2 separate regions of the Homo sapiens genome follow, and region 2 is linked to region 1. Evidence: read pairs that join two places in POLR2A ChIA-PET (ENCODE). Cell type or tissue: A673. All regions are shown on one strand. Links, peaks and the distances in the headings refer to the core of each region. The heading gives the core; the rest is flanking DNA. Region 1 has its middle 590 kb from the start of ADGRL2. Region 2 overlaps LOC107985018 (a long non-coding RNA gene).

Region 1 (5,396 bases), core at 116-5,115:
CCCACATTGCTGCCTTACTGTTTTTCTGAAGGTCGTTCAGGCAAAGGACTTCCAGTGGAATTCTCTCTAATATAAATCTATCTATGATCACATTGTTTTTCTTGGTGAAACCAAGGGTTGCGTTTCTTCATTAGAAAATGGTCGCTTTTCCACTTTTGCACGTCACAGAAGCAATATCTTACTCTCCTTTTGCATGTGACACCCATGGAAACACTGAAATCCACAATCTCTGGAAACGTACGGAAGTTAGATCCAAATGCTTCAAAATAAAGAATCTAAGTTAAAAAGTCCATTGGCACAGGATGTATTTCCACTAATAATTTTGAAAACTATATTAATACTCCTCCGATGCTATCTTTTTTCTTCACAAAAGAATCCATTTTTCTTTTCACTTGCCTCTGGTGGGGGGAGTTTACCATTGAAAAGTGATTTCTTAGCCAGGGTGTAATAAGCTTAACACAAAGGAGAAGAAAAGGGAACTATTGGATGGGTTTTGAATTTATGCTTGTGGTTAACACTATGCAGTATTTAAAATAGTTTCATTTAAAATATCATCTTTTAAAAATATTACTTTATAATTATATGTTTATAATCTTATTTTTATTAAAATAAACAAGTTTAGCAACTAAGATCCATTAAAATCACCTTGGACTCAAATATAATTCTCAACATTTCTCACATGTTGAGAAAATAAATTAAAATAAAACTAACCAAAAAAAGTAGCACTGCACAGGCAACTAAAGCAAAAATAAACAAATGGGATTACATCAAACTAAAAAGCTTCTGCACAGCAAAGGAAACAATCACCAGGGTGAAGAGATAACTTACAGAATAGGGAAAAACCAATTTGCAAACCACATATTTGGTAAGAAGTTAATATCCAAAATATATAAGGAACTCAAACAACTCAATAGCAAGAAAACAACTGAATTAAACATGGGGAAAGGACCTAAATGGACATTTCTCAAAATAAGGCATGAAAATGGTCAACAGGTATATGAAAAATGCATAACATCACTAGTCAGCAGGGAAGTGCAAATTAAAACCGCAATGAGATACCTCCTCATACCTGTTAGAATGGCAATTGTCTAAAAGACAAAAGATAAAAAGTTTTGGAGAAGAAGTAGAGAAAAGGGAACCCTTTCACACTATTGACAGGAATGTAAATTGGTACAATCATTAAGGAGAACAGTATGGACATTCCTCAAAAAATTAAAAATATAGCTGGCATATGATCCAGTAATTCCATTTCTGAGTATATATTCAAAAGAAATGAAATCAGTATGTTAGAAGGATACCTGCTCCCCTTATTGCAGCATTATACACAGTAGCCAAGATATGGAAGATATACAAACAAACTAAGTGTCCATCAACAGATGAGTGGATAAAGAAAATGAAGTATACATACACAACAGAATACTATTCAGCTTTAAAAAAGAAGGAAATCCTGTAGGTGAGTTAGCCAACCACAAAAGACAAATACCACATGATCTCTTCACATATGGAATCTAAAAACCTGAATTCATAGAAACAGATACTACAATGGTGGTTACCAAAAGCTGGAAGGTGGGAAATTGGGGAGTTGTTGGTTAAAAGATAAAAAATTTCAATTAGACAGGAGAAATAAGGTCAAGTTATCTATTGTACAATATAGTTATTACAGTAAATAACAATGTATTCTATTTTGAAAATTACTAAGAGAGTAGATTTTAAGTGTTCTCACCACAAAAGATAGTATGTAAGTAATGCATATGTTAATTAGCTGGATTGAACCATTCCACAATGTACACATATTTCAAAGCATCATGTTGTACATGATAAATATATGCAATTTTTATTTGTCAATTTTTTTAAAGCAGCAACATTAAGGAAAGTGAGCAGAAAAGGCCTCATATTTTAATATTACCTATTTAGGAATCAAAATTTTCCTTACAACTGCAATAAATTTCACCAGCAGCATCTTCAAAGATGTTTGTTAAGTAGCTCATATATTATTTGAAACTGTCGTTTTCTTCTTAGTCCTTGCTACAGAAAATTTCCCCAATACAATCTAATCAAGTGAAATAGTTATGCCTTAGTAGGGATAAATAAGCTCACATATGTATGTTTGTGTTTCAGTAGGGATTAATAAACTAAACTGATTCATTCTCTCTGTAAGGTAGAAATTCTTTCTTAGAAACAATTGAGTAAGGAAATATTTGATCAATTTGGCACAGGTAATTCCAGACAAATAAGAAAATAAATAATCTTATATGTTCTTGTGAACAGATAGTGATAGTTCCAAGAAATGAATTAAGTAAATTTTAACAAGCAGTATAATTATTTCTGTTAGATAATCCTTAATCTCATCTACGAAACGGAAAGGAAATAAATGCCTTCCTGTAACAGGAAGAGTGAGAGAGTAAGAGGTATAAAAGATTGAGATGTGTCACTTTTCCGGTTAGCTCAGTGTGAGAAGCCATGAGCAGCAAAGTCTCTTGCGACACCGTGTACGAGGTGATGCAGGAAGTCCTGCAAGGGAACCAGCACAAGGGCCCCAAGTCTGGAGACAGTGGAGTTGCAGATTAGTTTGAGGAACTGTGACTCCCAGAAGGACAAGCACCTCTCGGACACCGTCAGGCTTAAGTCCACTCCCCACCCCAAGTTCTCCGTGTGTGTCCCGGGGTACCAGCAACACTGTGACGAGGCCAAGGTCATGGATATCCCCCACATGGACATCGAGGCGCTGAAAAAACTCAACAAAAATAAGAAACTGGTCAAGAAGCTAGCCAAGAAGTATGATGCATTTTTGGCCTCAGAGCCTCTGATCAAGTGGATCCCACAAATCCTGGGCCCAGGCCTAAATAAGGCAGGAAAGTTCCCTTCCCTGCTCACACACAATGAAAACATGGCGGCCAAAGCGGATGAGGTGAAGTCCACCTTCAAGTTCCAAATGAAGAAGGTGTTATGTCTGGCTGTGGCTGTTGGCCACGTGAAGATGACAGAAGATGAGCTTGTGTAGAACATTCACCTGGCTGTCAAATTCTTGCTGTCATTGCTCAAGAAAAACTGGCAGAATGTCCTGGCCTTATATATCAAGAGCACCATGGGCAAGCCTCAGCACCTATATTAAGGCACATTTGAATAAATTCTACTGCTACCAAAAAAAAAATTGTGATGTCTTTCAGCAGAATAATTTTAGCACCTGTGTCATCTCTGGCATTTTTTCTACATACTAGCCACTGAGATAAATTGGAGAGTAGGGTGTGATAGAAGGAAGAACAACTTAAATATTTCTAAATTTTAATTATTCTGATTTAAAAGATTACAAAGTTGAAATAGGTCAAAATTAAAACTCTGGGGAAGAGTTCCCTTTTTTTTTTTCATGTATGGGAAATGAAACAGCATCAGGTAAAATGGGGTTTACTATGTTTGCAAACTTTATTAGAAATTAGCTGTTTCTAGGGAGCTAAAACATTTCAACCGGTGCCAAGAGAGAAGGAAGGAGCCTTTGTATTTTGAAAGAATAATGAAACTAAAGAGTTGCAGCCAAATTTTGAAGGGGAATCCAAATGCTGTTTGGGGAAAAGATGACTAAATGAATTACCAGTGGCTGTTTGTCACCTCCCAAAGCTCTGTTGCAGAAAGACATTACTGAATAGCTTTTATAATCCTTTTTTCTTATCCTTTTCTTTCAAATCAAGTCAAGCAGAATATAGTTAAAGGCTTAATTTTCACTGAAATGTTCTGTGTGAAATTAGACCTTCTGAATCCAACTTTTCCCAGCCACCTTTTTTTTTTTAAGCAGTAAGTAATCAGTGTTTAATTACTTGACTTTTACATGGTACAACCTTTGAGACCTTGCTGACTTACTGAGGCATCGAGGTGTATTGTTCAGAATGTTCAAAGACCCTGTATGTCTTGTTAGCATTAACAATGGTAAGGTTAGAAATGGAGAAAGTGGACTGTAACATGCTCTTTGGGTACACCATTGCACACATGATAAAAGCCTCAAATTATTTAACTTCTGATGTTACCAGGCACAAGGTAGAAAAGGAAACATAATTCTGTGCTTTTTTTTTTTTTTTACTTACGATTGCAATTTTGTTACTAACTACTGGAGCTTGAGGCCCTCAGAGGAAAGATATGTCTTTGTGACTGTAAAACAGAAAATGAAGGCAAGAGTTGGCAGAAATTTTTATTCTATAAGAACAAACAAATATATAATTCAGAACCATAATATGTGCTTTAGTGATTATTTATAAGCTATATATATGTGAAGTGTATTCCCTCTTTTAAGGTTTTGCGGATGGAGTCCATAAGTGAGAGACTTCACACTAACCCAAATTAAAACTCATACTACTTTAAAATTGTTTTACAGACTCGATCTATGTAAAAATTATCATATTAATAAGGTTTATTTATTAATTTTTAGTCAAATGTCAAGACACCAAATACATTAATATAAGGAAGAGAATTATAGAGTGCTCCGTTTATACCAGTAATACATCAAAGACGTCAGTGTGATACATGGAAAAAATTAATCCAATGACCTTGTGTCCTTTTAAACATACGTCGTTTCTACCCTGCCTACACCAAAAAAAAATTTAAAAGAATTTGAGATTCATTCCTGTTTAGTTTGTTTGCTTGTGCTGCTATGACAAAACACCACAGACTAGGTAATTTATAAATAATGGAAATTTATTTCTGTTTTAGAGACTGGGAAGTCCAAGATCAAGGCACCAGCAGGTTTAGTGTCTGGCAAAGACCTGTTCCTCAAAAATGGCACAGTCTAGGTGTCATGACATGGCAGAAGAGCAGAAAAGAACAGACTCACTTCCTTAAGACCTTTTATAAGAGCCCTAATCCCATCCATGAGGGTTCTTCTCTCATTAATCAATTCTTAAAACCTATTTATGCCTAGTGTTCCATTATTGAAACTCTAAGCATGTGGGAGTTATTTATATCCTACTGCTCAAGGTCATCACTGAGGTCTGATTACAAAAATTCAAAAAATTGCAACCTCAGGCATAAATGGGCTAAAGCCTCCCGCCTCTAAATACTATCACATGGGCAATTAAGTTGCAGCATATGAATTTTGGGGAACACAGTCAGATCACTCCAATTGCCCACAAGCACAAATACATGTATAATAAAAGATCAAATAGAAATTTAAATTAAAAATTCTCAGAAATAATGACTGTCTTGGCACAGGCTTGCAAATATGGAGTTATTGGTCACTTATTTTGATCTTTCATGTTTGATTATTACTTGTGATAAGTTATGATCTCTTTCTGGTGTTTCCTTTTTCAAAAAAATTTTTAGCCTCTAGGGGAACATGGTAGTAGCCCATCCTACCACAGGGACTAACCACATTCATAGTAAGTAGACAGTGTTGCTTCTTTTTTGTTTAAAGA
Region 2 (5,396 bases), core at 223-5,222, 61 kb after region 1:
TCTCTGCTTGTACTTCTGAAATGTTTTGGGTATAGTAACAATGGACAACACTTCCTCTTCGATTACATCAATAAAATCTCAAAATCCCCTTCGTTTTTATGGGTCCAGAGCTTCAGTAAATATTTCTTAAGCAGAACTAAAAAACAGTGTGAAAAATCTTCAGAATTCAGTTCACTGCTAACCTTGCTGATCAAAACAGACAAAACATTCAGCTGGTTCAACATAATGAGAAGCAGAAAGAGGGAGCCACAAAAGAGCCTGGAAATTGAGTGTTGCCATGAAGGTGTATAAGAGCTCGAGCAAAATTTTCTCAAATATAAGCATCAAGATAACAGTAGGTCCCTCTGACAGTCATTTAAAAGAAAGAATAATGCCTATTATAGTAACTTCAAGGAGTTATAAAAGCACTTGAGTTTTCAGGGAGTCATAGACTTGTGAAATGTTTCTGACATTCCATCAAAAAATTGGTGTTGTGACATCATTATAATACATAATCATACAGTCAAGGAATGATTAGAAGTAAATCCTTAATAGCATTTTTTTAAACAAATTCCACATTGCATTCCAGACATCTTCTTTTTTCCTTCTTCCGTTAGATTGAATGATCAAGAGAAAGGTGGATAGAATTGTCTCCTGATGCGTTTTCTGGACAATTTCTTAACAAATGAGAATTCTATTGGTCTGCATTTTTTTTCATGTTTTGTGATTGTCAAGAACCTTACATAAATCTATGTCTGATGATACAAACTGTCTAATATTGTACTGAACACCTCTTCAAAATTACCTATTCAGGGGAAAGTATCCCTTTAAACTGCCAGGATGCCTCACAGCTATCAAGGGCTGTGTGGACTGTGTTCAAGATTCTAGGGACTTAAAGTATAATAATAATAATAAAAAAGACGCAAAATAAAAATAAAAACTTTTTAACAGAAAAAAAAAAAGATTCTTGGGGATCTGCCGAAGTTGAGTCTTCATTTATTTCTTTCTCTGCATGCCACTAGGGACTTCCCTAGACTATTTGAGGAATAGGCCTTTAATTGCAAGATTACCTGAAACCAGACCCAACAAGCTTGGAGTAGCAAACAGTCAAATTGCAACCCCCTACCAAAAAAAAAAAAAAAGCGACATGTGGCTTTAATTTTATTTCATTTATTTATTCTTTCAATTTATTTTTAAAAATTCTTGCCCATTGCTTCAGCCTTTGGGCCCATGTGCATAATAAAAAACATTGCTGGGAATAAATAATACGTATTAACTGTGTCTATTAGGATTCCCCCCTAAAAAGTTCATCAAAATGACTTATTTTATAGTAAGGAGTCTCAATTGCAAGTCTATTAGTAAAATAATTCTATTAAATTGTATGATATTTCTAACTTCAATTAATTACATTTATATCTAGCTCTATAGTGTAATGACTTATAATATTAATTGTGATTTTAATTTAGAAACAGAACTTGTAAAGTTTGCCTCGAGTTTTAGTGTTTAATGATTTTTCCACATTTAGACTGTGTCTACAAATTGAGACTTTTCCATTTTTCTAGTTAAACAACTGGTCATTTCAAACCTTCGTGTTGATGATTTTTCTCCACTGAATTGACCAATTTAATTTTCTCTAGGGCAATAAAGAAACACAGTATAATAGACAAACTAAAAGTGACTACAAAATAATGTTTCACTTTGGCTATGTACTGTTCACTTTTGGCCATATGACCAGAATTTTATTTTCACAAATATTAGAATCAGAGTTTCCAGTGGCTGAAGCCAGAGAAGTCCAAGAATCTGATTTGAAAATAGAATATTGTCATGCTTGACATTAGTTAATAAAACCAACTAAGATGTCTGTGCTGGATCAGCAATAAGTTGATTCTTTCCCACAATCAACAAGTTTTACATTCGGTCATTGCACCCCAGAAAGCAAACTGGCTGCAAGGTGACCTTGGCCTGGATCTCAGTGCCTCCATAGGCAAGTCTCATACTTCTTTGTAACTCCATTTCCTCATCTGTAAGACAAAGATTGATGATGAAATGAGGTAGTAGATATAAAGTGCTTAGAACAGAATCTTTCTCAAGTAATCAATAAATGTTTGCTATTATTATTATTGTCATTCAACCTAATATTGATATTCAAATTTTTCACTTTTAACATGTTATGCCACTCGCCTGAAATAACCTTCTCTTTCTGTCTCGCCTTTGTAAATTCAATACTTTCTTCATAGTTCAGTTGAACACCAGCCCAAGGTGATTTCTCTTTTCTCTCAACTCATATTGACCTTTTATCCCAAATCACAGTTTAAGACGTGTATATTCTCCAAAGATTTCTTACTTCCACACACACAAAAAAGTACAAGTTTCTGGAAGAAGGGGACAGCTTGCTACATTTCTTGTGCCTAGATTTGGCATCTGATGCATGCTGTATCCACGTCACAATTAACGCACAGAATCCGAAGAGTTAATGAGCCACAGCTTATGACATCCTTTATTTTTCCTGGTCAAGTTAGAGAACCACATTGTTTCAACAGAAACCTACTTTGTTTTTTTGAATTTTTGTTTGTCTTTTTGTTATTTTTTCTTAAACACAACAATTGATGTTCCTTTAATGGTGACTTTATATAATTTGGCCTTTGGATTACAAAATACATTTTTACACACTAAAATTCTTTGGATTGAGTCCAACAAGCTCCAGGATTATATAGTGTTTTCCTCTATACTGCAGCCTTTCCAAAACAGGTTTTATATCTTAATGTCGCATTGCAGAATATACATACAGATTCTTGAAAATGTCAGGCTCCTTCAATTCCCTGAAGCCAAAACAAATATGTCTACTATTATTGGCACAATTAAGAGTTACAATTATTAGGCATGGCGTTTATATACATGCAAATCTTATTGTTAACAATGGGAATTTCAAATATTTAATATTTGTATATGGATTTCATTTGAGCTCATTAAGTAAGTGGCTTGGAAAAAGAGAAGTAGTTGAATTATTACATGTCTAGAAAATGGTATTTAAATTTTTTAATTGCCTCATATTAGTAAAAAAAATCTGCATATTAAAATGATACCTCAAAGAGTCTGATTTCATTGCTTATTTCATTTTGTTACTTTGCTAAAAACATAGCTCTTATCTAGTTATCATTCATTTCTTCTCATCATAAACCAGAGTCCTTTAATTCTTTCACTGTGTCATAAAAGATTCAATAAATTCTGATTTGCATTTCAAATTCAGCTCTTTTTACAGAAGGACATCAGATTCAATGACAATTACATCACTAATCTCTTCAGCACTGACAGTGGGAAGCCAAGCTCAAGCTCCTTCCGACTGAAGTCCTAAAGATGGAAGGTCATGTAATGTTCCTTCTCAGCAAGAGTGAATTTTTATTTTGGTAAAATCTTCATTTTATTTTCATTAACGAATATGTGCTCATTTAACCCATTTGTTGTTTAAGCATTTCATACTATTTGTCTCTTTCTCCTTTCATTAAGAAATGAGCATCTTATTATTTTTGCTAAAAAAAGAGGAAACTTACAGTGTTGATTAAGCACAGTAATCTGTTGTTCTTATTATTGGTGTTATTTTGGAAATATTGAGGAAATTATATTCATATAATTTGGGGAGGTATTTTTCCATTTTGTTGTTGTTTAACCAATTGTAATGACCAAAAATGTAAGCACTCATGTATGTATAAGTATGGGTGTGTATATGTATGTGTGTGTAAATAACATCTACAAATATTTTAACACCTAGTGTCAGAGACAAAGATAAATCTACCTCTTGAATAAATGTATTGTGAATTAATTATTGCTCTTCTAGATTCTATATACAATTTCCTCTATCTTCAAAGACTTGTCACAATTGGAGCCAATAATACTGCACAAATTACACACAGTTGAAGCAATTATATTTTTGGTACTTTATAAATGTTGCTATCTCTGTAAAGGAAGGAACAATATAAAGTAAATAAACATGGAAGTCATTATAACAATTTAGTATAGACTAAATTTAATGAAGTAGTTATCAATATTCTGATATGCACATAACATGGGCAATGAATAGAAACTAAAGAGAATTTTTGAAAAGAATATCAACTTCCAAACTATTTTGCTATGTTATACTGAATTAAAATAATTTTCTTTTATTTGTACAGTATTTTCTGGCTTTTAGTATATCAACTTATTTTAAATCCTAATTATTTTACTTATATCACAATTTTAAGCTGTATGTTATTCAGATAATAGCTACTCACCAATAACTATTTTTAAGTTATTTTTTACGAGTAAGACTTTTTGCATTAAAAGTGAATTTTAGAAAGCATAGGGGTAATGATGGGTGACAAAGTACAAGATCACAAAAACCGAAAGAATACATGTTATTTCTGTATTTTTTAAATTAATAGGTCTGTTTTGACTACACTGAACCTAGTTCAGTCAACCAACTATTACAAGCATATGTCTTTTCAAGTATAAAACAGATACTGAATGAACACTTGTTAAATTAAGGAGAAAAAGAGTCAATAAGTGATTCAACCTGTGGTGACCAAGAAATTCCATAACTATGACAGGATAAGCTGCTCAATTAACCAAATGAATTGTTTGATTCCATCATTATTTTTTAATTCAAACATAATGGAGTTATATAATATAATGGATTTATAATGGAAAATTTTAGAAAACTTAGTATCAAAAATACATTGAAATATAAAATAAAATCTACAACAAAATACGGATATATTTTCAGGTTAATTTAGTGTAATTAATTTCCAGGTTAATTTAGTGCAAAATGCCCAGTCAAGTTAAGGACTTGGAAGTATGTGTGGGCCAAAGCATTCAAATTTATTTAAGGCATATACATGTTGTACTGGGGAGCCTTCAGAATGAAGCCTCCCTAGGTGGAAAGAAGGAAGAAAGAAGTGAAGAAAGGAATTTAAAAATTGATAAAACAAATAAATAAGTATTCATTTGTCAAAAATAATGTGTTGGCTGAGCTTGGTGGCTCACGTCTGTAATCGAAGCACTTTGGGAGGCTGAGGCAGGTGGATCGTTTGAGCTCAGGAGTCCGAGACCAGTCTAGGCAACATGGTGAAACCTCATCTCTACTAAAAACACAAAAATTATCCAGCCATGGTGGCCCATGCCTGTGGACCCAGCTACTCGCGAGGCTGAGGTGGAAGGATCACTTGAACCCAGGAGGCAGAGGTTACAGTGAGCCAAGATGGCACCACTGCACTCCAGCCTGGGTGACCCTGTCTCAAAAAAACAAAAACAAAAGTGTGTTGATACTAATCATGTAATAAATGGTAACTTTTCAAGTATAAGTTAGGTAAATATTTCTTTTTCCTCTCCCCTTTCCTGTCTAAATCCATTACTTTGCACATTTTTGAGAGAATAAAACATGAGTT

What was found. ChIA-PET counts read pairs that join two places held together with the same protein. Peaks named below come from ENCODE experiments on the same cell type or tissue, not always from the same donor. Only the 100,000 strongest peaks of a DNase experiment are listed, where the experiment ranks them.
Region 2: POLR2A ChIA-PET joins it to region 1 with 5 read pairs; 1 of 35 experiments calls an interaction of 5 or more read pairs at or near these places.

What each region holds. Positions count from the first base shown.
Region 1 is chr1:81,206,108-81,211,503 of GRCh38, forward strand. It overlaps the pseudogene RPL10AP4. Among named protein-coding and RNA genes, the nearest start is that of ADGRL2, 590 kb to the right of the region's middle. In A673, for the core only: no CTCF peak of the experiment used is centred there; DNase peaks (open chromatin) are centred at 2,454 and 3,574; H3K27ac peaks cover 4,049 bases.
Region 2 is chr1:81,266,984-81,272,379 of GRCh38, forward strand. LOC107985018 (a long non-coding RNA gene) reads right to left here. Exons shown (of 4, transcript XR_001738115.2): 4 at 1,224-2,000. Among named protein-coding and RNA genes, the nearest start is that of ADGRL2, 530 kb to the right of the region's middle. In A673, for the core only: no CTCF peak of the experiment used is centred there; a DNase peak (open chromatin) is centred at 3,268.